Regions from separate parts of the Homo sapiens genome. Here region 2 is linked to region 1. Evidence: read pairs that join two places in POLR2A ChIA-PET (ENCODE). Cell type or tissue: A673. All regions are shown on one strand. Links, peaks and the distances in the headings refer to the core of each region. The heading gives the core; the rest is flanking DNA.

Region 1 (17,386 bases), core at 3,655-11,654:
TTTTTATTTTTTGAGACAGAGTCTTGTTCTGTTGTCCAGGCTGGAGTTCAGTGGCAAGATCTCTGGTCACTACAAACTCTGCCTCCCGGGTTCTTGTGCCTCAGCCTCCTAAGTAGCTGGGACTACAGGCATGCACCACTATGTCTGGATAATTTTTTGTATTTTTAGTAGGAATGGGGTTTCACAATATTGCCCAGACTGGTCTCGAACCTCTGAGCTCAGGCAATCTGACCACCTCGGCCTCCCAAAATGCTAGGAGTGCGGGCGTGAGCCACCGTGCCCCGCCAGTGTATCATTTTGTGCCTATCTTTTTCCACTCACCATGCTAGTGAGGTTCATCTGTGTTGTGTGTATACTGACCATATATTAAGTAGCCTACTTACAGAGAATACAAAGTTGGTAATAAAGGCAAACATTGAAAATTGTGTTTTTCATCTTCTCACATATGAAAGAAAAAAGATATAAGTAATCCAAATAGGATATATCTCACTCTATCTCCCAGGCTGGAGTGCAGGGCAAGATCTCAGCTCACTGCAGCCTCAACCTCCTGGACTCAAGCTAACCTCCCACCTCAGCACCCCTCTCCCCAGAGAAGCTGCGACTATACGCACACACCACCATGCCCAGCTAATTTTTGTAGAGACAGGGTTTTGCCATGTTGCCCAGGCTGTTCTGGAACTCCTGGGCTCAAGTGATCCCCCACCTTGGCCTCCCAAAGTGCTGGGATTACAGGCATGAGCCATCACACCTGGCACTCCAGCCTGGGCAGCAAGAGCGAAAATCTGTCTCAAAAAAAAAAAAATTGACATAAAGATACTGAATTTAGATCTCCTTTTTGTTTTTCTTTGAATGCTCTGAACATCTTACCAAAAGGACAGAGAAAGCATCTGATGATGTCTGGAATCTATATGAGCACACATTTGAAAGTGACTGTAATAACATTACATCAAATATATACTGCAAAGAGAGGCTAAGAGAGCAGGAGCCAGGCACATAGCCACATTTGGCAAAGCTGCAGCAGATTTTGTGCCAGTGGGCAGGTGCCCAGAATTCAGAGCTGGGCAGAAGGTCAGGAAAGGATGGGTCATTCAAGTCCAACATGTCACAACTCAGCAGGCAATGGATCCTGGGGCTTACTGCCTAGGTAGCATGAAGCACTTGGGAAGAGTGCTTGTTTAATCCTGGGGCTCAGACTGGTGAGATATGGTAGTGGGTGGCATGGGAGGGAAGGGACATGGACTATATGGTCCACCTCAGAATGGACTAACACCATAGACTACCCATCGTCCAAAAGACTGTGGTGCACTCAGCTTGCTCCAAGTTGCTCTTGGTATCTAAGATGAGCAAATACAATGGATGAGACAAGGCAGCAGGTATTTACAGATTACAGGTCTTCACAGATTGCAGGTCTTTCTTGAAGTAAAGCAGATGGCAGTCTTGTGAGTTGCAGTGTTTTTCCCAGCAGGAAACTGATGTCACATGCAAATAGGGTAATTAGGAGAATTTCATAGACTGTTTACAAAGGTGAGGGTCAGGCAAGGGAAACCAAAATGAATGGTTCAGTGAAAGGAGGCTACCAAGAGGGGGAAGCCCTTTATATCCCTAGGTCTGAAGGGACAAGGGGCAGTAGTAGTTATAGTTAAAGAGACCAGGAACCTTACGCTAGAAGCAACCTTCTGCTAGAAGCTCAGGCCATCAGCAGGAGGATGAAGCCAACCTACACAGCAATCTACAGGGAGGAATCCAGGAACATCAATTCTCCAGCCTTATTTACCTCCCGTCGGTACCCTCCTTGGCTGAATCCAAAGGGAAGGCAGAGGGAAGTAGCCCACTGAAGTCATTCACAAAGGTCAGCCTTCCAGGATGCAGAACAGAATGGAGAAAGGTCGAGATTGGATCTGAAGGGGCAATTGCAAGATACCCAATACACCATATCGTCTGCACATCCAATTCAGGACAACAGTCTGAGGCTGGTGTGGGAGGAGGACACTGGGGACCCCTGAAGGAAGTGGCCAGTGAAGATGAGTCATGGGCATCCGGTTCTGGCTGTCATCCCACTGTAGAACTAGCAGTATCTGCTGGAAACCAGAAGCAACCAATAGATAAAGCAGCAAGGCTAGGGCAAGGTATGACTCAGTGGACAACACAGTCAATTTCACGTCAGATTCATTCATTCATTTAGTCGTTCATTCTGGGCTTCTCAAACTCAGCACTATTGACATTTTGAGCCAGGTAATTCTTTGTTTTGTCTGGCACTTGGTTTGATATCAGCTGGGGTGACAGAATGACTTAGTCACTTGCCACTCATCATCCAGCAGGGTAGCCTGGGCTTGTTCACGTGATGGCAGAAGAGCTTCCAGCAACAAGAGGCTAAGCCTCAATGCACAAGTGTTTTTCAAGCCTCTGTTTGCATCTCATTTGCTAATGTCCTGTTGGACAAAGCAAGTTACTTAGCCAAGCCTAGATTCAAAACACCAAAAAAATTTGACTCTATTTCTGGATGGAAGAAGCTGCAATATATTGTGGGCTTCCTCCCAAACTAACTCATTGTGTGGTGAGGGTGGTGGTAAAGCAATGGTGGAGATGTTCAAGAGAAGTGCCACAGACAAGCCACCTAATGTTGACAATATAAATGAACTGAATCTACCCTATAATTATCTTAGACTTCCCACTTGGCGTTAGCAATAAGTGCATAACCACCAAAGACGGTGGTATATAAAGTTATAAATAGAGATATCATGGAATGGTAGAATGCATTTAAGTGACCAGTTAAGCCCATCCAGCTTACCAGTTTGCAGTTCTTGAGAAGATTATCCGCCCTTTACATATTTCTGGTATGAGCATTATCCCAGGTTTTATCTCAGAAGCTTGGCAGCTTCTGAAAACCGACTGTTTCACTGGAAAATGTTGTGCAAACTAGATCCAGCAGGGTCTGCATGCCAACAGTGAACATATCCTTTCCAAGAAGGGGCTCTCCAAAACAATACGTCCTAATGTTCTGTAGGTCAAAATTAAGTACAAAAGGCTATAAATCATTGCTTCTAACTAGCAATTAGCAGATAGGTGAGCCTAGGACAAGGACAAAATGCACCATCAATTTGGCCTGTTAGAATTTTTGTTTTGGAGTGATATTTTTAAGAAAGAGAAATATAAACTTAAAAAAAAACCTTTTTAGGCCAGGCGTGGTGGCTTACACCTGTAATCCCAGCACTTTGGGAGGTCGAGGAAGGCGGATCGTGAGGTTAAGAGATGGAGACCATCCTGGCCAACATGGTGAAACCCCATCTCTACTAAAAATACAAAAATTAGCTGGGCTGGTGGCACACACCTGTAGTCCCAGCTACTTGGGAGGCTTAGGCAGGAGAATCGCTTGAACCCGGGAGGCGGAGGTTGCAGGGAGCCAAGATCATGCCATTGCACTCTAGCCTGGTGACAGAGCGAGACTCTGTCTAAAAACAAACAAACAAACAAAAACAACTTTTTTTGAGAAAGGGTCTTGCTCTGTCGCCCAGTCTGTAGTACAGTGGCACAATCACTGCTCACTGTAGCCTCAACCTCCTGGGCTCAGGTGATCCTCACACCTCAGCCTCCCAAGTAGCTGGGACTAGAGGTGCTGGCTAACTAAAACAATTTTTTTTCTTTTTTTTGTAGAGACAGAGTTGGGGGTTCAGCGGCAGGGGAGCTCACTATGTTGTCCAGGCTACTTTCAAACTTATAAGGTTGGCTGAACAGGGTGGCTCACGCCTGTAATCCCAGTTTTTTGGGAGGCCAAGGCAGGCAGATCACCTGAGGTCAGGAGTTCAAGACCAGCCTGGCCAAAATGGTGAAACCCCATCTCTACTAAAAATACAAAAAATTAGGTGTGGTAGTGCACGCATGTAATCCCAACTCCTAACTAGGGAGGCTGAGGCAGGAGAATCACTTGAACCCAGGAGGAGGAAGTTACAGTGAGCTGAGAATGCGCCACTGCACTCCAGCCTGGGCAACAGAGCGAGACTGTCAAAAACAAAAACAAAAACGAAAAAACAAAAAACAACCCAAAAAACAAAAAGACAAAAACAACTCATGGGGTCAAGTGATCCTTTCTTCTTGGCTTTCCCAAGGTGCTGCAATCACATTCCCAAGATGTGAGCCAGTGCGCCAGCTAATTCTCGATAGTGACATGGTGTTAATTGCTAAGAGCATGGACTCTGAAGCCAGAGTTCATGGTTCAAATCCCAATTTTCCCACTCACTGTGACCTTGGACAAGTCACCTAATCTACCTGTGCCTGAGTTTCCTTGTCTTTAAAATCAGGATGTAATAATAGTATCTACTCCTAATGATTGTTGCAAGGACTAAATGAGTTAATATTTCTAAAGTTCTGACCAGGCGGAGTGGCTCATGCCTGTAATCCCAACACTTTGGGAGGCCAAAGCAGGAGGATTGATTGAGCTCAGGAGTTCAAGACCAGCCTGGGTAACATGGAGAAACCCCGTCTTTACCAAAAATACAAAAAAATTATCTGGGCATAGTGGGGCTGCGCACCTATAGTCCCAGCTACTTGGGAGGCTGAAGTGGGAGGATGGCTTGAGGCTGGGAGGCAGAGGCTACAGTGAGCTGAGTTGGCACTACTGCACTCCAGCCTGGGTGGCAGAGTGAGACTCTGTCTCAAAAACTAACTAACTACATAAATATTTCTAAAGTTCTGATCTCTACTTAAGATAGAATCAATTAGACAAAATTTGAAGCATTCTTTTTTTTTTTTTTGAGATGGAGTCTCGATCTGTCACCCAGACTGGAGTGCAGTGGTGCGATCTCGGCTCATTGCAACCTCTGTCTCCTGGGTTCAAGCAATTCTCCTACCTCAGCCTCCCGAGTAGCTGGGATTACAGGCACCTGCCACCACACCCGGCTAATTTTTCCATTTTTAGTAGAGACAGGGTTTTACCACCTTGGCCAGGCCGGTCTTGAACTCCTGACCTCAGGCGGTCGGCCTGCCTTGGCCTCCCAGAGTGCTGGGCTTACAGGTGTGAGCCACTGCAGCCGGCCTTGAAGCATCCAGTGGTATCAGTGCGTCAGGAGGGTGATTATGTACGCCACTAGACTTCAAAGGCCATCACCTTTTCTTGATTAACAGCAGCACCTCAGGGAGAGGCAGTTGCAAAACCGTATTCAGCCTGTTTGTAGCAAACCCCTGCATCCTGTGGAAGGCTGGTGGGGAGGAGGTGGGCAGTATAATACCGCAACTTAGAAAATGTCAGAGAATTTCAACTATCCGTGCTTTCTCAATCTGCTATTTCCACAGGTTGGTTTTTTAAGTGAAGTCAAGTGTTAATAAAATGTGAAAATCACAGTGTGTAGCCATCAGCACACTTGTAAGCTAGTCTTGGCTTTCTTGAACTACCTATCAGAAAAAGCAGTAACATTCAAAAGAATAAGTAGCTGCCATTTCAAAGAATAAGTACTTGTCAGGAGAGCAAAAGGCTTTTTGGAAAAAAATAAAGATAATAGTTTTAAATTTTAAAAAAGAGGCCGGGCAAGGTGGTTCACGACTGTAATCCCAGCACTTTGGGAGGGCCGAGGCAGGTGGATCACGAGGTCAGGAGTTCAAGACCAGCCTGGCCAAGATGGTGAAACCCCGTCTCTACTTAAAATACAAAAATTAGCTGGGCGAGGTGGTGGGCACTTGTAATCCCAGCTACTCGGGAGGCTGAGGCAGAGAATTGCTTGAACCCAGGAGGCAGAGATTGCAGTGAGCTGAGATCACGCCACTGCACTCCAGCCTGGGTGACAGAGTGAGACTCTGTCTCAAAAAAAAAAAAAAAAGAAAAAGAAAAATTTTAAAAAACTAAATTAAATTTTAAAAAGAAAGAATAAGGTACTTGATATACACAAATATTCAAGGGGCGTTATTCACCTATTTAAGGTGAATTCAGGCAGGTACATTGGCTCATGCCAGTAATCTAACACTTTGGAAGGCCAAGGCAGGAGGATTGCTTGAGCCTCGGAGTTTGAGACCAGCCTGGGCAACATAGTGAGACCTTGTCTCTACTAAAACTCAAAATAATCAGCCAGATGTAAGGGTGTGCCCCTGTAGTCCCAGCTACTCAGGAGGCTGAGGCAGGAGAATCCCTTGAGCTTGGGAGGTCAAGGCTGCAGTGAGCCATGATCACACCACTGCACTCCAGCCTGGGCAAGAGAGCAAGGCACTGTCTCAAAAAAAAAAAAAAAAAAAAAGCTAATTCTCTATTTTGCATTATTTAAAAGAATTTCAAAGAACACAGGGTAACATTAAATGCCTAGGCAGAAAAATAAGCAAATTTCTTTTTTCTTTTTTTTTTTGAGACAGAGTCTCGCTCTGTCACCTAGGCTGGAGTGCCGTGGCGCAATCTCGGCTCACTACAATCTCCACCTCCCAAGTTCAAACAGTTCTCCTGCCTCAGCCTCCTAAGTAGCTGGGATTACAGGCATGCACCACCAAGCCCAGCTAATTTTTGTATTTGTAGTAAAGACGGGGTTTCACCATGTTGGTCAGGCTGGTCGCAAACTCCTGACCTTGTGATCTGCCTGCCTCGGCCTCCCAAAGTGCTGGGATTACAGGTGTGGGCCACCGCACCTGGCCAGAAATGAGCAAATTTCTTAGTGTCAGTATCAGGCCACTTAATTAAATCACACAACACTTTGTTTAGATTGATTGAATCAATTGTCTACCGTACCCAAAATTCTCATCTTATCCATCATCTCTTCTTATTGTCCCTCCGGTCCACAGAGCCAATACAAATATTTGTTGAATGAAAGAGTGGTTTCCTTCTTGTAACATATTTCACAATGCACTCTATCAGGAAATAATTACTTCCTGAAGTCTGAGTCAACAGATAATTTTGAAGACTGGGCAGAGAGTTGTAGGATTTAAACTGGCAAAATAGATCAGAAAATTATCTCAGAAAATAACTCCATTCCAACAAATGTATAATCATTAATATTCTAAGGATGGAGAAACCTCAGAAAAGTAAAAGACTATTTTTCTACCAATTGGGCATCATTTGCAACTTCATTCTCAAGCTTTGGCATCTGATTCTGTCCCATCCTACTGTCACCTCCTGTCTTCACCAAAAGGGTTTCCTTCTTGATTTATTGCCTCACTGACCACATTTTAAAAAATTAAGAAAAATACTAAGCTTATTATTTTAAATGGGATTTGTTTCCAGGTTCTATTTGGTTTCACTAAACCTCTAGTGCACTGAACTCTGGCCACATCAATTGCTGGGAAAAGATGAAGTGGGCTGGGCGCAGTGGCTCATGCTTGTAATCCCAGTACTTTGGGAAGCTGAGGCAGGTGGATCACCTGAGGTCAAGAGTTCGAGACTAGTCTGGCCAACATGGTGAAACCCCGTTTCTACTAAAAATATGAAAATTAGCTGAGCATGGTGGTGGACACCTGTAATCTCAGCTACTCCAGAGGCTGAGGCTGGAGAATCGCTTGAACCCGGGAGGTGGAAGTTGCAGTGAGCCGAGATCGTACCACTTTACTCTAGCCTGGGTGAAAAAGCGAGATTCTTTCTCAAAAAAAAAAAAAAAAAAAAAAAAAAGATGAGATGAATTGTCTTGGAGGAAGAAAGAAAGAAGGAAAGGCCAGCTTTGAATTTCTGAATTAGATTAATGGGGTTGAGACTTTTTTTTTTTTTTAATTTTAACAAACAAGCTTGGGCTGGGTGGGATGGCTCATGCCTGTAATCCCAGCACTTTGGGAGGCCAAGGCAGGAGACTGCTTAAGTCCAGGAGTTCAAGACCAGCCTAGGCAACATGGTGAAAGCCTGTCTCTACAAAAAACACAAAAATTAGCTGGGCATGATCGTGTGTACCTGTAGTCCCAGCTACTCGGAGGCTGAAGTGAGAGGATCACTTGAGCCCAGGAGGTCAAGGCTGGAGTGAGCCAAGATCATGCCACTGCATACCACTGTCTGGGTGACAGAGTGAGACTTTGTCTCAATTAAAAAAAAATTAATAAAATAAAGATTAGAAACAAGTTGGAAGCTGGGCATGGTGGTATGCACCTATAGTCCCAGCTACTTGGGAGGCTGAATGGGGAGGATCGTTTAAGACTAGGAGTTCTTAGCCAGCCTGGGCAATTTGAGATCCTGTCTCTAAAAAACATAAAGATTTTTTCCTTTTTTTTAGACAGAGTTTTGCTCTTGTTGCCCAGGCTGGAGTGCAATGGCAGGATCTTGGCTTGCTACAACCTCCACCTCCCAGGTTCAAGCTATTCTCCTGCCTCAGCCTGCCGAGTAGCTGGGATTACAGGCGCCTGCCACCACACCCGGCTAATTTTTGTATTTTTAGTAGAGACAGAGTTTCACCATGTTGGCCAGGCTGGTCTTGAACTCCTGACCTCAGGTGAGGTCCACTCACCTTGGCCTTCCAAAGTGCTGGGATTACAGGCATGAGCCACCGTGCCCAGCTGATTTTTTTAAAGGAAAGAAAAGAAACAAGGTGGGGGAAAAATGTGGTAAGTTGCAGACATCTTGCTATGGTTATTGTGTTTGCAGATAAGAATACCCACTATCAGCCGGGTACAATGGCTCACGCCTGTAATCTCAGCACTTTGGGAGGCCAAGGTGGGCAGATCACGAGGTCAAGAGATCGAGACCATCCTGGCTAACATGGTGAAACCCCGTCTCTACTAAAAATACAAAAATTAGCTAGGCATGGTGGTGTGTGCCTGTAGTCCCAGCTACTTGGGAGGCTGAGGCAGGAGCATCGCTTGAACCCGGGAGGCAGAGGTTGCAGTGAGCCGAGATCATGCCACTGCACTCCACACTCCAGCCTGGCGACAGAGCAAGATTCCATCTCCAAAAATAAAAATAAAAAAAAAGAATGCCCACTATCTTTCAACATTTGTACGTACCTGAGTATTCTCATTACTATCCCTGCAGCACAAATGACTCCAAGCTTAATAGTATAAAACAGCAACCATTTTATCATGACTATGTATCTTATGGGTCAGGTCAGGAATTCAGAAAGAGCAAATCCAGGACAACTCGTCTGGACTCCACAATGCCTGGGGCCTCATTGGAAAGACTCAATCAGCAAGGAGTGACTTTGCAGGTTCTGGCTAAAATAATCTGAATGTTTGCTCACTCGCATGTTTGGCAGGGCATGGCTGAGAACTCAGCTGAGCTGTTGGCTGGGACACCAACACATGGCCTCCAGAGTGCTGCTTGGGCTTCCTCACAGCAAGGCGGCCATGTTCTAACAGTGAGTATCCCATGAGAACCTGGGGGAAGCTATACTCTTATCATCTAGCCTTGGAAGTCACGTGATATCATTTCCACCACAATCACAAACCCACCCAGATTCAAGGGGAGGGAACATAGGTCACACCTCAATGAGAGGAGTGTCAGTTGAATTATAAGAAAAGGGGAAAGGCAGATATTATTGTGGCCATCTCTGGAAAATACAAGGCGCCACACTGGGCATAAAAGACTTTTTAATGTTTCTCAGGTAGTAGAGAGGATAAAAATGACCCTAGCCTTTGAATCTGTTTGCATAGTTTGAAGAAAATTAATTACTATTCCTTTCTCTTCAGACGGGTAAAGGGGAAAGATAATCCTTTGTTTGTTAACATAGAGCCAAGATAGAGAAAGTGAGAAGTATTGGTAAACATACATACTTTGATAATAATGGATCCTCCTTGAAACTCAATAATATATTCAATCTAAGCAAAGCAGCCTAGGGAAGAAGCTTAAGAAAAGCGAATTTGGCAAAGCCAAGTGTCAATGAAGCAGGAAGTCTCTCTGCAGAATCAGCCCCAAACGAATAAGAGAATTACTGGGTTTAATGTAGTACTAATGCCTAACATCCTTTTTTCTCCCCCAGAACCAAATTTTCTGTTTGGAAGTCTTAGTACAACCACACTTTGTAACTAGCCCAAGCAGATATCTCTGCCCCAGTTTCTCCTCCTCTCTCTTCTCCTGCTTTCTCCAGCACCCAACTCTATCCAGACCCAAGGTCGATCTCAACTCCAAAAGGGTGAGTACCTCTGATGAATGGCTAAAACAGAGTGCTTTTCCACCCCACTGCATTTCCTAGAAATTTCTGCTATAAGAGGTTCCTACCATCACCTGAAAATGTATAGTATGATATAGCCCTTCCTTCTCAATTAGTTTTGGGTGTTCATAAATTACAGTACCAAAGGAATGCTCCTAATTACAATGTGATAGGTAGAATTATGGTCTTCCAAAGATATCCACATCCTAATCCCTGGGACCTGTGAATATGTTACTTTACAGGGCAAAAGAGACTTTGCAGAGGTGTTAAGTGAGTGAGAGATGGGGAGATTCTCCTAGATTTGCTGAGTGGGATCAACGTAATCACAAAGGTCCTTATAAGAGGGAGATAGGAGGGCCAGAGTCTCAGAAGAAGATGTAATAAATAAAGCAGAACTTGGGGGGTTCAGGTGCAGAGTGAGAGAGGGAGAGAGGAACAGAGACAGAGGGAAAGAAGAGAAAAGAAAGAGAGAGACTTGAAAATACACCACTGTCTTTGATGCTAAAGGAAAGAGCACAAGCCAAGGAGTGCAGACAGCCTCCTTTTTTTAATTAATTAATTCATTAATTACTTTTTTTTTTTTTTTTGAGGAGTTTCGCTCTTGTTGCCCAGGTTGGAGTGCAATGGCATGATCTTGGCTCACCGCAACCTCTGCCTCCCAGGTTCAAGCAATTCTCCTGCCTGGGACTACAGGTGTGTGCCACCACGCCCAGCTAATTTTGTATTTATAGTAGAGACGGGGTTTCTCCATGTTGGTCAGGCTGGTCTTGAACTCCCAACCTCAGGTGACCCACCCGCCTTGGCCTCCCAAAGTGCTGGGATTATAGCCCTCCTCGGCCTCCCAAAGTGCTGGGATTATAGGTGTGAGGCACCGTGCCCAGCTTTTTTTTTTTTTTTTTAGACAGGGTCTCACTTGTCACCCAGACTGAAGTTCAATGGTGCAATCTCAGCTCACTGCAGCCTCTACCTCCTGGACTCAAGGGATCCTCCTGTCTCAGCCTCTTAAGTAGCTGGCACCTGGTGCACCCCACCACACTCAACTAATTTTTTTTATTTGTAAGGATGAGGTCTCACTATGCTGCCCAGGCTGGTCTTGAACTCCTGGGCTTAAGCAATCCTCCCACCTCGGCCTCCCAAAGTGCTGGGATTACAGGAGTGAGCCACTGCACCCAGCTGCAGGTAGCCTCTTGAAGCTGGAATAGGCAAGGAAACATTCTTCTCTGGAGTCTCCAGAAGGAATTCAGCCCTGCTGACCCAACAAACTGTGTTGTTTTAAGCCACTAAGTTTCTGGTAATTTTTTATAGCAGTAATAGGAAACTAATGCAAATAGCTTTTTTTGGTGGTTGTTTGTTTTAGATATTGCATGAGGTTTATTGTGAAAGCTGGGAAGAATTAATTTCTACAAGTCTTTATGAACTGAGACTGGATCAATGTGATGGGGGTTTAAATGAAGTCCTGGGCAGTGCCTTCTGGAAGCAATACATGAAGAGATGAAGAACAAAATCCAAGATCACTGTCCTAAAATAAACTTTCCTTCTGCTTAGGGGCATAATGACTCACATAGGGTATAACATAAACATCGCATCTGACACTTGAACTGCTTAAGTTTGTTATTGCAGGCCTGGATCATATTTATATAAATCTGAATACGCTTTCAATTTGGCCAGGAATTTGTTAACACTTTTTTTTGAGATGAGGTCTTGCTGTTACCCAGGCTGGAATGCAGTGGCACCATCTTGGCTCACTGCAACCTCCACCTCCTGGGTTCAAGTGATCCTCTCACCACAGCCTCCCAAGTAGCTGGAACTACAGGTATGCACCACCACACCTGGCTAATTTTTTTGTATTTTTTTGTAGAGACGGGTTTTCACCATGTTGTCCAGGCTGGTCTCGAACTCCTGAGCTCAAGCAATCCTCCTGCCTCGCCCTCCCAAAGTTCTGGGATTACAGGTGTGAGCCACCATGCCCAGCAACACACCCCCACTTGTTGTTTTTGAGACAGTGTCGCTCTGTTGCCCAGGCTGGAGTGCAGTGGTGCAATCTCAGCTCACTCACTTGAGTCAGCTCACTTGATCAATCTCATCCTCGACCTTGCAGGCTTAAGTGATCCTCCCCCTCCAGCCTCCTAAGTAGCTGAGACCACAGATGTGCACCACCATTCCTAGCTAATTTTAAAACTTTTTTGTAGAGATAGGTTTCACTGAGTTGCCCAGGCTGGCCTTGAACTTCTGGACTCAAGCAATCCTCCCACCTCGGCCTCCCAAAGTGGTGGGATTACAGGCATGAACAGCTGCACCAGGCTTGTTGACACTTCTGACCCCAGGTTGTATGAAACAGTGATACATGCCATGTCAATAGACTATTCAAAACTCAAATATGATAACTGTGAAGTGGGAAGTTAGCCATGCCTCAATGCTACAGTTAGCTACAACTAAACAAATGGAATATTTTATTTTTCAAATCTTTGTTAGGGCATGTAAAAAATAGGATTCTCTTGAGAAAGGCCCAACTCATGTTTTCTGTGTGCCCATTTAGACTCACTTGTGCCCTTCTCCATCCTGCTGTGTCCCTGGGCTTCACTGCCTTCCAGCTTAAGAATTTGGCAAATGGAGAACCCTTGCAGGCAATCAAAGGGAATGAAGAGGGTGACTTTCCTCACAAATAACCTGCTACTCAAATCCTGATTCAAGGTCTTCTTCTGGGAGAACCCAGTCTAAGACAGCATGTATCTAGGAGCTGCCCCCTCTTTAGGATGGGTCCTTGCAGACTTGCTTGTACCACCCATAGCCGTCTGGACCCAAGTTGGGCACCTGGCCCATGCTGTACCCATCAGATTCTCTCTTTCTCTCTCTCTTTTTTTTTTTTTTGAGACAGTCTCACACTGTCACTCAGGCTGGAGTGCAGTGGTGCAATCTTGGCTCACAGCAACCTCCACCTCCCAAGTTCAAGCTATTCTCTTGTCTCAGCCTCCCAAGTAGCTGAGATTACGGGCGCACCACCATGCCTGGCTAATTTTTGTATTTTTAGTAGAGACAGGGTTTCTACTAAAACAGTCAGCCATGTTGGCCAGGCTGGTCTCAAACTCCTGACCTCAAGTGATCCACCTGTCTTGGCCTCTCAAAGTGCTGGGATTACAGGCGTGAGACACCGTGCATGGCCCTATCAGATTCTCTTTCCCTGAGTTTTTGTATGGGAACAGAGAGCACGTTGATTAGTGTCTGCAGAAGCCTGGAGCTTTCACATGTGAACTTGGAAACTTTGCAGGGACATAGTTTACCATGTGGGTAGGGAAAGCAAAGAAAGCCTTTCTGCAGAAAGGGAGAAAGAGAGAGAGACAGAGAGACAGACAGACAGACTAGGAGAGAGACAGGAGAATGGGCAAGAGAATAAGAGATGAGAGATTGCTTTCTGTTCTAGGGTCCCTCCCTTTCTGAAACCCTCCTACATCCAGCTCCTGGTCTGTGAATGCTGCCAATATATGTACAATAAATTCCCTATTGTCTCTCAAGCTAGCTCAAATAACTTCTATTACATATCACCAAAGAGTCCGTTAGTCCAGAAAAGCATCATAAAATTACACTCTGATTCTCAGTGAGCCAGAAAGTTCTGCCCTCACTATGCCCCTTGTAAGAATTTCCTTCTCACAGCCCTGAAAGGGCAATGATTGTTAATCTCCCCACAGGTGAATGAACAAGTCTTCCACTACCCTCCGGCATTCATAAAACCTGACTTGAAGACCTGGCTGGCCATAGAGTAAGGCCTTTGTGGTTCAAGACAATCCGGGGTGGAACAATGTATTTCCTAACTGCCTTAGCTAGAACTGCACAAGCTCATGAAGCAACCCCAAATTTAGAGATATGTGGCAGTAGGAGGGAAGGCAGGATATGCACAGGCAAGAACAGACTGTGATGCCAATTCTGCAAGCTTCCTGACTCCTGCTTGCTGTCTACCAGGGTTGCCAGATCCTCAGCCTCGCTGTCTTTGTGACTGGGCTGCTCGAAGCTGTGGCTATAACAGGCAGCTCTCAATGTCATGCTGACACTGGGGAGCAGCAGCACCTTGACACAAAATCTCTTCTTTCTCCCAGCCTGCCACAGTTCATGAGATCCTCATTATTGCGTTGTTCTTTTGCTTAAAGTATGATTGACAGAATGTCACTTTCAGAAGCACAGTGTATATTACAAAAGAACAGAAAGAAGACTGGAAGCATAGTCACTACCTATATGTTCTGCTGCTCTGGGCCATGGAGCTGCTCAATGACCCCAGGTTTGGTCGCCAGAACCCTCACTGCTACTTTATCCTCCATAGACATCCATCCACACAGACCTCTCCCACTGAAGTCCTGCCACCTCCCAGGAGCTCTTGCAGAGGCAGGGGCTGGATCCATCTCTTCTCCTAGTGTTGGGGGGTGAGTGTGTCCAGGGTGGGGAATCCATCATCGCACCCCTGATCTTATCCTAGAAAAAGAAAACTGCTTTCTCTTCCCTCTCTGGGACAATTGATATAATTCTTCTAGACAGACCAGCCCTCTTAAACAAAGGCCTGAGACTGGGGAATGTGTTCGGCCCCTATGTTCCTGGCCAAAGAAGCCCGGAAGTTTATCCTTTCGTTCCAGAATAGAGTGGCAGCAGGGAGATTTCTTTCTTGCTTTTTGGTGATGAGAGAAAGGATAGAAGCAAGGGATTACAGCAGAAACAATGAAAGGGCCGCAAACTCTGCTGGGCTTAGATTCATTCATTTGTTGAACAAATATCTGTTGAGTGTCTATACCAAGTACTGGGAATACAAAAACAAGGTCCTGCTCTTGTGAAACTTAGAGACTGAACAAGGAGATGGTTAGAAATCAGATAATCACTCCAAGACAGCGGTTTTCAACCAGGGGGCAATTTTGCCCTCCAGGGGACATTTGGGAGTATCTGGAGACATTTTTGTCACAACTGCAGGGGCTGCTACTGACATCTAATAGGTAGAGGCCAAGGATGCTGCTGAACAGCCTACAATACACGGAACAACCCCTGTACAATAAAGAATGATCTGGCCCAAAATGCCAATAGTGCCAAGGCTGAGAAACCCTGCACTAAGGCAGTGGTTATCAAAGTGTGCTCCACAGACAGGTGGCATCAGCATCGCCTGGGAACTTGTTGGAAATGCAGATTCTTCAGTCCTATTCTAAACCTACTGAATCAGAAATTCTGGAGGTGGAAGCCAGTGACCTATGTTTTAATGAGCCCTCCAGGGGATTCTGGTGCACACTAATGTTTGAGAACCACTTAATTAAGGAATGGAAGGGATCTATCATTACAAACGGAGACAAATGTTCTGAAGGAAAAGGACTGTACCAATGCTACTCACAAAGCGGATCGGCGGCATCAGCATCATCAGACAGCTCATTAGAAATATGAATTATTGGCAGGGCGCGGTGGTTCACGTCTGTAATCCCAGCACTTTGGGAGGCCGAGGCGGGCGGATCATGAGGTCAGGAGATCGAGACCATCCTGGCTAACACGGTGAAACCCCATCTCTACTAAAAATACAAAAAATTAGCGGGGCATGGTGGCAGGCGCCTGTAGTCCCAGCTACGCGGGAGGCTGAGGCAGGAGAATGGCGTGAACCCGGGAGGCGGAGTTCACAGTGAGCCAAGATCCTGCCACCGCACTCCAGCCTGGGCGACAGCGTGAGACTCTGTCTCAAAAAAAGGAAAGAAAAAGAAAAAAAGAAACACAAATCATTGTGCCCCATCCTAGACCTACTCAATCAAGGGGAGGTGGGTAGGGACCAGATCAAGAAAACCACGAAGGGGGGTGGCATTCTAAGTAATTAAGACTTTACAGGCTGGGTGCAGTGGCTCACACCTATAATCCCAGCAGTTTGGGAGGCTGAGGTGGGAGGATCATCTGAGGTCAGAAGTTCGAGACCAGCCTGGCCAGCATGGTAAAACCCCATCTCTACTATAAATACAAAAATTAGTCAGGCATAGTGGTGGACACCTGTAATCCTAGCTACTCTGAAGGCTGAGGCAGGAGAATTGCTTGAACCCAGGAGGCGGAGGTTGCAGTGAGCCGAGATTGCGCCACTGTACTCCAGCCTGGTCGACAGAGCAAGACTGTCTCAAAAAAACTAAAAACAAAAACAAAAACCCTAGAAGATAGGTGTTGTAGGGGAGAATGATGGAGATAAGGTTGTAGATAGGAAGATGGGAAGCTGAGGTACCTCATGCCTGAAAGCATCCATTTGTCCGGGTTGGCAGAGGTCAGAGAAGGAGGAAGACAATGGCTTTAGAAGATAGTGAAGGTTTAAAGCAGGCTTCATGGGACTGGAAGAGGGAGCTGACCAGGTACCAGTGCACAATTAACCGAGGTGCCAGGGTCTGCTTGAGGGTCAGTGGTCACGTACGTGGCCACTAACTGCAGCTGTGTAGTACTCAGCAGTCTTGGTGTGGGGACTAGAAATATGAAGATTGGCTCAATCTATGAATTTTCTCCAAATTTCATTCCCTGCGACACAGCTCCTCTTTTAATTCTTCTGATTATATGCTGGGGCAGAGACTGTTACTTGAACCCTATTATTCATTCTAACTTAACTGGGCACATGGCTTCCTTGAGTAAAGATTACATTTCTAAGCCTGTCTTCCAAGTTTGATGTGGTCACATGACAAAGTTCTGACTAAAAGGATATAACTGGAAGTTTTGTACATGATTTGATTACCAGTCCTTAAAGGGGCAGGCATGACCATCATTCTTTCTTCCTGTTTCCCCCTGGCTGGAATGCAGACACAATGGCTTGAACTCAAGCAACTGCTTTGGGTCATGAAGGGGAAACCACGTGTTTAAATGGCAAAGAAACAAGATAGAAGAAATCTTAGTCTGGTATGATAATGAAGCCTGTAATCAGCACTGGACCAGCTGCCCCTGGTCCAGTGCTGATTTTTTTACATGAAGAAAAAATCTACATGCACAAGTTTTCTGTTATATGTAACTGAAGCTAATCCGAAATTGTCCGTTCTCCCTGCTCTCGTGGTCAGCCTCACCTGCATTTATATTCTGTCAATTCCAGATGCCTATGTCTTTCTCAACTCCCTGTTTCAGCTTCCTCTGGGTCTTTTTGAATACCTAACTCATGGTTTGACCTGGCATCAGCTCTGCTTGTTCAAATCTCTGATCAAAGGCATACCAAATTTGCCTCTGGGGCATCTCTGTTTATATTTTACTTCTGATTAAATTGCAGTGGAAATCCCACAAATTATTTCTCACTTATTTTTGGTACTGCATCATTTTCATAGTGCTATCAATAACTATGCCATCATGTTTTATAGAAGAAAACGTATGAATTCCTTTATATCTTGTGGGTGGAAAAAGGT
Region 2 (12,314 bases), core at 2,710-10,709, 190 kb after region 1:
CTTTTATTGGCAGCAATTACTAGATCCAAAAGGTAGAAACAAAATGAAAGCCAGTCGTAATTAATTTTATTGTAAGCTATATACATTCAGAATTTGCTAAAATTCTTGTCATTCTCACAAATTGTCAATAAATGTTCTCAATTTCATTAAAGAAAATCAAATGAATATTTATAATTATTTCTGGTCAAAATACTTTCAGAAAAGAATTGCTTTGCTTAGGAGGCTGTAGACCACAAAAACAGTGACATTTGTGGGAATGATTTAACTATTGTGGTACAATACTTACAGATCTCTTATGTAACAGAATATTTTAAATAAAAGTTTATATTTTAATAGCAGCTAAAATGAAGACATAATCTTTTTAAAAATTGAGCTTAATTTGTATATCATATAATCCACGCTTTTAAATTATATAGTTCAGTGGTTTTTGGTATATTCGCAGATTGTGCAACTATTACCACTATCAAATTTCAGAACATTTTCATCACCCCAGAAAGATACCACAAACCCATTAGCAAGCACCTCTCCATTCCCACCTCCCCACAGCCTCTGGCAATGAGACATGTTAGACTTCAAGTAGAGCTGGTAATTTGCAAAATTACAGGGCTGGGGGAAGCCTCAAGAAACCATCTAGCTCATTCACTTATCCTTAAGAACTTCTGAAAGATATGCACAACCTTCTATGGAAGCTATTGTGCACTCTAAAAATTAATATAAGGGAAGTAGTAAAATGATATCCATATTATTCTAGGTAAAATGGTTTCTTTATCTTTCTTTTTCTTTTCTTTTCTTTTCTTTTTTTTTTTTTTTTTTTGAGACAGAGTCTTGCTCTGTTGGCCAGGCTGGAGTGCGGTGGTGCAATCTCAGCTCACTGCAACCTCCATCTCCCGGGCTCAAGCAATTGTCTTGCTTCAGCCTCCCGAGTAGCTGGGATTACAGGTGTGTGTCACCACGCCCAGCTAATTTTTTTGTATATTTAGTAGAGATGAGGTTTCACTATGTTGGCCAGGCTGGTCTCGAACTCCTGACCTCAGGTAATCCGCCAGCCTCGGACTCCCAAAGTGTTGAGATTACAGGCATGAGCCACTGCACCCGGCCGGGAAAATGGTTTCTAAATTCAGAAGAGCTTATTTAACTTATTTTACAGTTATATTTTCAATCCAGTATCAAACCTTAACAGTATTAGATATTAATACATCAGAAGTTGCTCTCAGATTTACCAGATTATTTGATAATTTTTCTACCATTTGATTGCTTTACTTTTAACACGAGCAGTAGGTTTTCTTTTTTTTTCGTATATACCTACAGAGAGCATTAGATTTTCTGTTGTGCCACCTGAATCTTACTGTATGCAAAAGTAAGTTGAACTACTTTAAGGATGACAACATGCCTTTGGCTATTACCTTGTTGTCACAAATTTTACCGGAAAAATACAGAAGCACCTAGATGTCTCACCAAGATGTATAATGTATGTTCAAAAGCAGACCCTAGTTTTTTTTTCCATCAAAAAGAGATCTGAAGAGCCTCAGTCAGAGAAACAACGGTTTCATAAATACAAACCTAAGCTACAAGTTGTCTAGAGTAATAAAAGAAAAATCTTTCTCTGCCCCCAAATCTGGTAACTATTAATACTTCAGCAATACCAGTAGTTAATAAAAACATCTATTTTACATTTGTAAAAAAAAAGGGAAAGTATTAGCAAGAAACTGCATTATCAAGAAGGCTTAGTAAAGCTGCATTTTTTAAAAGTCATCTGATTTATTAGGGGAGTTATTCTCTCGCAGTCATTTATTTGCAGAAGATATTACAGATTTCCAGCGGAAAGAGAAAGTGCTGAAATGGGTGTGTTCTCAAGTAGCCATTTGGAGGATGAAAGAACAGTTGAGTATATTGGACCTTGGGTACCAAAAGTGGGCCAACTGGATCTTGCCTGATAAGCATTTCAGGAGGAACTTGGGGTCTTCATAGCATAACTTTGGGCTTCTTGAAACAGTTGAAGTGATCCCAGATCATGCTTTGAAAAGAAAAATTTGGTAAAGTAAGTAAATGAATAGGTGTTTTATTTCCAGGTTGAGCCCCATGATATGTAATTGATAGGGGGTGGGGAATGTTTAAAGAGGCTTAGAGCAAAGCATTTTGCAAGGAAAGGTCAGGTTGCTGCATTTGAATAGCTTTCATGTCTGATGTCTGAGAACTTGCCCCAGCTAGCTCTACTCTCTTCTCAGGGACTTAGAAGAATTTTCTGCACTAGCGTCTCCTGCTCAGTTGCCTGCTACAGGAATGCCAGGAGAACTGTAGAGATGGACTTACATGTAAATGCTTTGGGCTGTTCTAATAGAAAGGGCTTAGAACAAAGTCAAAGTGAAAAAAGAATCAAAGCAGCTTTGAGACAGAAAAAAAATGGCACTGAAAAATTAAAATTACCTGAAGCATTTTTGAAGAAGACAAAGCAACTTCAAACACTGTTTTAAGATAGGCGGAATCCCATGAAATTTTATTGAAATAAATTAAAATTTTTCTTTTAAAATATTCTTATAAACCAATGGTTAAACACCAATTTGCATAAAATATTATGGACTTGATGCTGTACTAGGAGGGTTAGATATCTGCCATGTTCTTTACATGGTTGCAAACAGTGTGGAGAAAGAGAAACACAATGTTGATACGGATGCATAAACGAGCTTGTTCAGGCAAAGGCCTTGCGGGTGAAAAATGAGGTAATTAATTATGGAAGACATCCATAACCATGTTTTTGTCAAGGAAGTAAGTTTTGGGAGGATATATTTTTGGAAACAGAGATACGGAGAGAGAGCCACAGATCTTTACCTATTTGGGGTAGGCAGAGAAGGACCAAGGAGGGCATTCTTGTTTTATTAGACTTAGTTTGGTTTAAACTTTTTTTTTTTTGAGACGGAGTCTGGCCCTGTCACCCAGGCTGGAGTACAGTGGCACGATCATGGCTCACTGCAACCTCCGCCTCCTGGGTTCAAGCAATTCTCCTGCCTCAGCCTCCCAGGTAGCTGGCGCGTGCCACCACGCCTGGCTAATTTTTTGTAGTTTTAGTAGAGACAGGGTTTTGTCATGTTAGCCAGGTTGGTCTCGATCTCCTGACCTTGTGATCCACCAGCCTTGGCCTCCCAAAGTGCTGGGATTACAAGCATGAGCCACCGCACCCAGCCCTAGCTTAAACTTTTAATTGAAATAAAATATATAGAAAATGGAACAGATCATGAGTATACAGCTTAATACGCACACCTGTGTAACCAGCACTGAGATTAAAAAATGGGACATTTCTGGTTCCCCAGAAGTCCCCTCCTTGTCTGTGGTCTAGATTTGATTTATACCGGATCTAAAATAGCATTTGTTTCCAAATATATTTAAGACATTGCCAGGGGAAAAACAACAACTAATGTGGGGTGATTTTGTCAGTTGGGGTCACACAGCTTTCAAAAACCAACTCAAGTCATTTTCCATTCTTTTTCTCCTTCAAAGCTGTCAATTCCATGCCAGTGGATAACAGGAACCACAATGAAGGAATGGTAAGTTGCAATGTCAATCTTAGAATCTAGACTTGTGTCTAGACTCTAGATTCTCCCAGTCCCTATTATACCAAACCAAACACACGCATGACATAATCTTACAAAGCCAGGTTTTCATTGCTGACAGAATGTGAGCAAGGGATGCCCCTCCTGCACTGAGCTCCTATGTCCTGTCAGGATGGTTTAGCACCCCTGAGGATAGCTGTGCCATTGGTTCAGAAATGGGTGTTTATTTCCCTTCTCCAGATAATCCCAACTCAGTGCCTTCTTGCATTATTCTGTGTAGAAGTTTGGAAGATTTCATTCTGTTCCTGTAAATCTGTATCTCCGCCCTAAGAATACTGCATCAGCCCAGGTCACGTAATCAAGTCTTCCTTGACAGCAGCTCTGGGTTGAGTAGTCTGTCATCCAGTGATACCAGCTTCTCCAACCTGCTTTCGGGTTTCCCCCCAGGTGACTCGCTGCATCATTGAGGTCCTCTCAAATGCCTTGTCGAAGTCCAGCGCTCCACCCATCACCCCTGAGTGCCGCCAAGTCCTGAAGACGAGTAAGTGTCCCACACGGCAGGCAGATCTTGGTCACTGCAGTGATCCTTGTTCCTACTCCCTCCACATCACCTTCTACTTTATCTACAAATGACCTGGGGGCATAATGCACTAGGAAGAGTATTGATTGACTAGGCCAGTATCTGGGAGACAGAAGATATGACTCCTAGTTCCTGCTTTACCACTTCGCAGCTGTGTGACTATAGGAAAGACAGTTTGCCTCTCTTTTCCTCAAAGTAAAATGAAGGAGTTGAACTCAGTGATAGTCTTTCAGATGTCTATCCGTTCTTAAATTCCTTAGTTCCATACTTTGGATTTTTAGAACCGGACTTCCTTTGGGTGGAGGGGGTTTGGGAAATGCTGGTTTGTGATTAGATGAGGAGGGGGGTTATGGAAGTGTTGGACAATGACAGAGGGAGATTTAAAAATCATTCTTCTCTTTGCCTTTTGCTCTTCTGACAGTGAGAATCAGGAAGCTGAGAAGCAAGAAACTTAGAAAGGTGACTTAAAATTCTGGCCTATTTACACAACAAATTAGCTAAGATATTTTAATGTATAGCTTACTAGAATAGAAGGTGCCACCAAATGGTACCAGGAGTTCCAGGCCTGAGAACTGGAAGGGTTTCAGGTAGAGGCAGTGCATTCCAGTGAGGCAGACTAATGGCTTTCTGAGTCCAGCCTGTGAAGTGTTCTCAATATGAAACCATTTCTGCTGAAAATAAAATTTGAACAGTAATATAAGCAGTACCCATTGGAAATTGACATTATGAGGTCAATTTTACAAAACTATGCAGTCTCTGTTATGCATGAAGCCACACTGATTCAAACAAATCCAGAAAACACTGCCCTCTTCAACACTGTCCTCTGCTTTTAAACTTTTAGTCAGGCTGGGAACAGTAGATTTTATCTTATTTTTTCACCTTTAAAAATCTTTCAGGTGGGCATAGTGGCTCACACCTGTAATCCCAGCACTTTGGGAGGCCGAGGCAGGTGGATCACCTGAGGTCAGCAGTTTGAGACCAGCCTGGCCAACATGGTGAAACCCTGTCTCTACTAAAAATACAAAAAAAAAAAAAAAAAATTAGCCAGGCATGGTGGCAGGCACCTGTAATCCCACTACTCAGGAGGCCGAGACAGGAGAATTGCTTGAACTTGGGAGGCAGAGACTGCAGTGAGCCAAGATTGAACTCCATTGAACTCCAGCCTGGGCAACAAGAGTAAGACTCCATCTAAAAAAAAAAAAAAAAAAAAAAACTCTCATTGCCACCAGCCTGGCCAATATGGTGAAACCCCATCTCTACTAAAAATACAACAACTAGTTGGGTGTGGTGGCGGGCGCCTGTAATCCCAGCTACTTGGGAGGCTGAGGCAGGAGAATCGCTAGAACCTGGGAAGCAGAGGTTGCAGTGAACTGAGATCGTGGCATTCCACTCCAGCCTGGATACAGCCTGGGTGGCAGAGTGAGGCTCCATCAAAAACAAAAACAAAAACAAAAAAAACACCAAATAAACACCTCTCGCTGCCAGACAAGACTCTCTTGCTATAGCTATACATGAGCCCTCATGCATGAAATGGTAAAAAGCAAATAGTGATTGGCCAAAAGAGTAACCTGAGGCCAGGCGCAGTGGCTCACACCTGTAATCCCAGCACTTTGGGAGGCTGAGGCGGGCGGATCACAAGGTCAGGAGATCAAGACCATCCTGTCTAACACAGTGAAACCCCATCTCTACTAAAAATACAAAAAATTAGCCGGGCGTGGTGACACACGCCTGTAGTCCCAGCTACTCAGGAGGCTGAGGCAGGAGAATCGCTTGAGCCCAGGAGGTGGAGGTTGCAGTAAGCCGAGATTGCCCCACGGCATTCCAGCCTCAGTGACAGAGCGAGTCTCTGTCTAAAAAAAAAAAAAAAAAAAAAAAAAAAAAAAAAAAGAGCAACCTGAATTAATTCAATCTTTGGGGGCTTCAGGTAACAATGGTAGCTGTGGGGGCCTGAGCCTTTAGGGACCCTAGAAACAGTGGATGGAAGCTTTCCTACCACTCCCAGCCCACATACCTCTTTCTGAGTTTCTTTCCAACTTCTTTTTTCCAGCAGTTACAGGAAGTGAGTAAGAGCAGAGTGGGTCACTAGGCAGAGAGTAAAGGCTGCTCCTTTTGGCAAACCCATCTTGGTATCTCCCTTTCCCTTTCTTTGTTTACTAGACCAATGCAAAAGTGAGGGGCCTGTCCCATCAGCTCACTAAAGAACCACAGTTGCTTAGGAAAAGTTGCCTATGCCTGCCTGCCAAGATCTTAGCCCTTAGATTATGGCATAGTAACTCTAGCCTCTGCTCCAGCCCTGATTATGCCCTGAGGTCTTTTGGTGTCTGTTGAGAGAGACGTAGGGAAACTGGGAAAAATCAAATGTATCTAAGGATCCTGGAGATGTTATACCCAGAGAGTGACAGAATGCTGAGATGGCGAAGGTTTAAGAGCTCTTCTGTGGTTGAGCCTTAAACACCAGGCAGAGCTAGACAGACAAATAACACAAAAGAGTAAGGCAGGACAGGAAGTGACTCACAGACTGGAGGGCACATGCCTTTTCTGAGAGGGAGCAGGTAATTCTCAGCTCTAAACCCGTTATGGAGAAATACAGACTATGTTGTCAAATCTTGGGATTTTTCAAAAGAAGTTAAAATTTTGATTTTTAAAAGACATCTCCTGGTATTTTCATATCGCCTCTGAATTCAGATGTACTAAAACTGCTGTTTAGGTCAAACAGAATTTACCTCTGATGCACCAGTTTGCAACTTTTATCCTATTCTAGTTCTCTCTCTCTTGTTGGCATGTCGTAAACTGATCAGAAGACTGGTGGAGCTTTTGCCCAACTGGTTGGATGAATGCCTTTATACAGCCTCTGTTCCACCCCACGCCCATCTCCACTCCCACTCCTACTTGCATGTCTCAGAGTCAGCATATACTCACTGAGCAAATGAGTATTTGGGGAGTAGGACAGAATCATTGTTTTATGGATTTGAGAGACCTCAGGGAAGACGTAGTCTAATTTCTTCACAGGTACAAGAATCTCTTTGACTAGGGTTGATCTGGTCATCCTTACAGCATGACAGATGCATTTCCCTGTTTTCGCTTGAAAGTAAGTGTGAGCTTCACAGCTTGATTTTACAGCTTGACAGTGAGTGTGTGCTGCTATCACAGCCTCTTCCAGGCCCACCTGCGGGGCTTAAAGCTAAATTTAGTAGGAAGAGCTAAGCCTCAGGCACATGCTGCTCAGGCAGTACATATTTAATTGGGAAAAAATAAAAATACTTCTGTTCCTGACACTTAAGACTCACAAACCAGTAGGCAGTAGGAAAGGGACCACAGTGACTCGGCCCCTGGAGGCTGAGATCTTGTCTGATCAGCTCTATTTCAACCAACTCTCAGAATGACATCAGTATCTGTCTGTCTTAGTCAGCTTGGGCTGCTATATCAAATACCATAGATTGGATGGCTTAAACAACTAACATTTATTTTTCACAGTTACAGCAGTCGGAAGTCCAAGATCAGAGTGTCTTATGAGGGCCCACTTCCTGGCTTGTAGATGGCTGCCTTCTGTCACTGTATCCTCATCTGGTGGAGACAGAAATCATCTCTTTCTCATATCTCCTTTCTTAGGGCACTAATCCCATTGTAAGTGCTCTACCTTGATGACCTAATTACCTCTCAGAGGCCCCCACCTCCACGTGCTATCACATTGAGGATTAGGGCTTCAACATTTTGGAATCACACAAACATTTAGTCAATAGCACTGCCCAGAGCCACCATGCTTCCCTGTGCCCATCTGGCTAGCCATGCCCCAATGCTATACACACCACCACTGGCTTTTAAGAGGCAAAGAGACTGGTGACAGATGGGCCTTCTCTCAGATGTCTGGAAAAGGCCAGGGACATTTTCATTGCCTCATAAACATGAGAATATTATTATCATGCCAGACTGGACTTTAAACAGAGAGGTACAGAGAGTCCACTATTTCTTGGACATTTTTACAAAATAAATAATTTTTTTCCATTTTGCAAATATCATTTCAAAATAACTTATCAGTGCCACCCAATAGAAATATAATGTGAGCCACAAATATAATTTCAAATTTTATAGTAACCACATTTAAAAAGTAAAAAGAGACAGGTGGAAATTAATTTCAATAATATATTTTATTTTTATCCAATTTTTTTCTGATATATAATTTTATAAATCTGATCTATTTGAAATATATATTATCCAATACATCCAAAATATTATTTCAACATATAATGATATAAAAATTGTTGAGATTATTTTACATTATTCTTTATTCTCAGAAGTCTGATGTGTATCTTACATATATAGCATGTCCCAGATCGGACCAGCCACATTTCAAGTGCTCAACAGCACTTGGGCTTATGGTGCCTGCAGTGTAGACCCAGAGCTGTCAGTGGCCTTGGCTTCAGGCATTTTATCTGAACTCTGTGACATAGGTTGAAATCCAAGCCCTCCCAGCTAACAACTGAGACAATGCTAACTGCCTATCTCCTTTCATGGGGTGCCCTTGAGTTAAGGAGGACTTAGTAAAGGAGCTATTGATATTTGGAAAAGATGGACGAGAACAGCATTCAATTAAAATATCAGTTATACCATGTACTCTGACTCTGGAAACACAAAGATAACTCACTGTGCTGAAGTCTGTCCCCAACATCTGAGAACATGTTGGGTGGATGGAACCTGAGTGAAGAAAGAAATGGCCCTTTCCACTGATGTGCAGTTTTCTCAGGCAAGAAATGTACACCCTTATCACCAGCTACTAAGTTATATATCACATACTGCTAGGTTGAGCCTACAGTTGATTGGATAATAAAAGTCTGATATAAACTAATAATTTCAAATGTTTAAATCCTCCTTTGAATCTTGATATTTCTTATTTTGGCTAGTTAACTATCTAGCTGGATTATTGTTAGAGCCATTCACATAGTGCTAACTTTTTAACTCCTACTTGAAGAAAATATGGAAAGAATGGTCTTGGATTATACCATGCTGAGTCTCAATGTCTGCAAAAAGAAGAGGTTGGACTGGATTAGATGAATTCTAAGATGTTTCCTGCCTCTAAATTCTAATATTTCATAAATCTATATCTCGATTTCAGTTTGATCATTGGTAGTACCAATGAGAGAAGCTGGCTGGGCATTATGAAGACATAAAAATATAGACAGTTTATTACCAGATTTAAACACAGTCAAGGAGCTTTCATAGCATTTACTTTCAAAAGGAATCTGAGTATATTCTTCATTAACTTAAATAATTATCCAAGCAATTTTCAGTGTCATCAGGATTTGTAGTGATTACTGAGGCTGGTGCTTGTGGAACCACAAGCAATTCTGAAATTATACCTACTCTTCATTTTCATTATAGGTAGAAAAGACGTCAAAGACAAAGAGACAACTGAAAATGAAAACACAAAGTTTGAAGTAAGATTGTTAAGAGACCCAGCTGATGCCTCGGAAGCCCACGAGTCCTCCAGCAGGGGAGAGGCAGGAGCCCCAGGGGAGGAGGACATCCAAGGCCCAACAAAGGCAGACACAGAGAAATGGGCAGAGGGAGGCGGGCACAGCCGAGAGCGAGCGGATGAGCCCCAGTGGAGCCTCTATCCCTCCGACAGCCAAGTCTCTGAAGAAGTGAAGACACGCCATTCTGAGAAGAGCCAGAGAGAGGATGAGGAGGAGGAGGAGGGAGAGAACTATCAAAAAGGGGAGCGAGGGGAAGATAGCAGTGAAGAGAAACACCTTGAAGAGCCAGGAGAGACACAAAACGCTTTTCTCAATGAAAGAAAGCAGGCTTCAGCTATAAAAAAAGAGGAGTTAGTGGCCAGATCGGAAACACATGCTGCCGGGCATTCTCAGGAGAAGACACATAGCCGAGAGAAGAGTAGCCAGGAGAGTGGAGAGGAGACAGGGAGCCAGGAGAATCACCCCCAGGAGTCTAAAGGCCAACCCCGAAGCCAGGAAGAATCTGAGGAAGGTGAGGAAGATGCCACCTCTGAGGTGGACAAACGACGCACGAGGCCCAGACACCACCACGGGAGGAGCAGGCCCGACAGGTCCTCTCAAGGAGGGAGTCTTCCCTCTGAGGAAAAGGGACACCCCCAGGAGGAATCTGAGGAGTCAAACGTCAGCATGGCCAGTTTAGGGGAAAAGAGGGACCACCATTCAACCCACTACAGGGCTTCAGAGGAAGAACCTGAATATGGAGAAGAAATAAAGGGTTATCCAGGCGTCCAGGCCCCTGAGGACCTGGAGTGGGAGCGCTATAGGGGCAGAGGAAGTGAAGAATACAGGGCTCCAAGACCTCAGAGTGAGGAGAGTTGGGATGAGGAGGACAAGAGAAACTACCCCAGCTTAGAGCTTGATAAGATGGCACATGGATATGGTGAAGAAAGTGAGGAAGAGAGGGGCCTTGAGCCGGGAAAGGGACGCCATCACAGAGGCAGGGGAGGGGAGCCACGTGCCTATTTCATGTCTGACACCAGAGAAGAGAAAAGGTTCTTGGGTGAAGGACACCACCGTGTCCAAGAAAACCAGATGGACAAGGCAAGGAGGCATCCACAAGGTGCGTGGAAAGAGCTGGACAGAAATTATCTCAACTACGGTGAGGAAGGAGCCCCAGGGAAGTGGCAGCAGCAGGGAGACCTGCAGGACACTAAAGAAAACAGGGAGGAAGCTAGGTTTCAAGATAAACAATATAGCTCCCATCACACAGCTGAAAAGAGGAAGAGATTAGGGGAACTGTTCAACCCATACTACGACCCTCTCCAGTGGAAGAGCAGCCATTTTGAAAGAAGAGACAACATGAATGACAATTTTCTCGAGGGTGAGGAGGAAAATGAGCTGACCTTGAACGAGAAGAATTTCTTCCCAGAATACAACTATGACTGGTGGGAGAAAAAGCCCTTCTCTGAGGATGTGAACTGGGGGTATGAGAAGAGAAACCTCGCCAGGGTCCCCAAGCTGGACCTGAAAAGGCAATATGACAGGGTGGCCCAACTGGACCAGCTCCTTCACTACAGGAAGAAGTCAGCTGAGTTTCCAGACTTCTATGATTCTGAGGAGCCGGTGAGCACCCACCAGGAGGCAGAAAATGAAAAGGACAGGGCTGACCAGACAGTCCTGACAGAGGACGAGGTATGGTCTAGGGCTTCTGTTTAAAAGTACTTACTCTGGTCAATGTTAGCACATTATGTTCAAGACTATCCGATATTCACGGGGAGAAATTGGTGGGAATTAATCACTATGAAAATGGTGCTCTAGTAATGGAGTGGAGGCCACCTTGGGGGTCGGTTTCCACCTACCTCTAGCCATCGTCCACATCCTTGTCCACCTCACTCGGTTGCATTGCTTCTCAACCTTGTCTGCACACTGGGGTCACCTGGAGAGCGTGAAAAATTACTGTGTTAGAGATTCTGTCTACTTAGTTCCTAGGGTGCTGCCTGATCATCAGAATATTTTAAAGCTTCCAGATGATTGCAGCGTTCAGCCAACGTTAACAACTGCTGTTCTGGTATCTTCCCCTTGGTCCTCTTATTGTTCATCACTCTCTCCCTGAGGCAGGGAGAATAGGTGATAGAGAAGTTTACTTGCTTGCCTATTTAGTTTGCTATCTTTATTATTTCATGCCCTACTGCCATCAGAAATTTGTATCTGGGAGAGGTAACACTACTGGAGCTGAACCTACCCAAACAATGTTTTTTTTCCTAATATTGATTATGTAGGTTGGTGCTTCTCAAAGTTGAATGTACATTAGGATCATGAGGGATTCCTAGCCCCCAGAGTTCCTCATTTAGTAGGTCCCAAGTGAGACCCCAATATCTGCATTTCTGACAAGTTCCTGGCTGATGCCACTGGTCAGGGGACCACACTTTGAGAGTTACTGAGGTAGGTTGACTAATGCAGCTTCTAACATGCCTAAAATTCCCCTTTGCACTCATGCTCCATCAAACTACAGCAAAAGAAATTGGTTCGGGACCTCATGCCTCCACTTTTCTGTATTTTCCAGAAAAAAGAACTCGAAAACTTGGCTGCAATGGATTTGGAACTACAGAAGATAGCTGAGAAATTCAGCCAAAGGGGCTGACTGTCATTGGAGCGGTGGGCACTGTTAAGAAGCAGCCATCACATGATCTGTTTTTCACCACTTCACTGAAAGACACCATTTATCTACCCAAGGGCAGA

Evidence for each region. Peaks named below come from ENCODE experiments on the same cell type or tissue, not always from the same donor. Only the 100,000 strongest peaks of a DNase experiment are listed, where the experiment ranks them.
Region 2: POLR2A ChIA-PET joins it to region 1 with 16 read pairs; 2 of 35 experiments call an interaction of 5 or more read pairs at or near these places.

The regions. Positions count from the first base shown.
Region 1 is chr20:5,718,021-5,735,406 of GRCh38, forward strand. No RefSeq gene overlaps it. Among named protein-coding and RNA genes, the nearest start is that of SHLD1, 24 kb to the right of the region's middle. In A673, for the core only: no CTCF peak of the experiment used is centred there; no DNase peak of the experiment used is centred there.
Region 2 is chr20:5,912,834-5,925,147 of GRCh38, forward strand. CHGB (chromogranin B) reads left to right here. Exons shown (of 5, transcript NM_001819.3): 2 at 3,493-3,539; 3 at 3,993-4,086; 4 at 9,502-11,267; 5 at 12,139-12,314. The coding sequence ends at 12,216. Among named protein-coding and RNA genes, the nearest start is that of CHGB, 7.5 kb to the left of the region's middle. RefSeq lists an enhancer at 10,977-12,176. In A673, for the core only: no CTCF peak of the experiment used is centred there; a DNase peak (open chromatin) is centred at 6,618.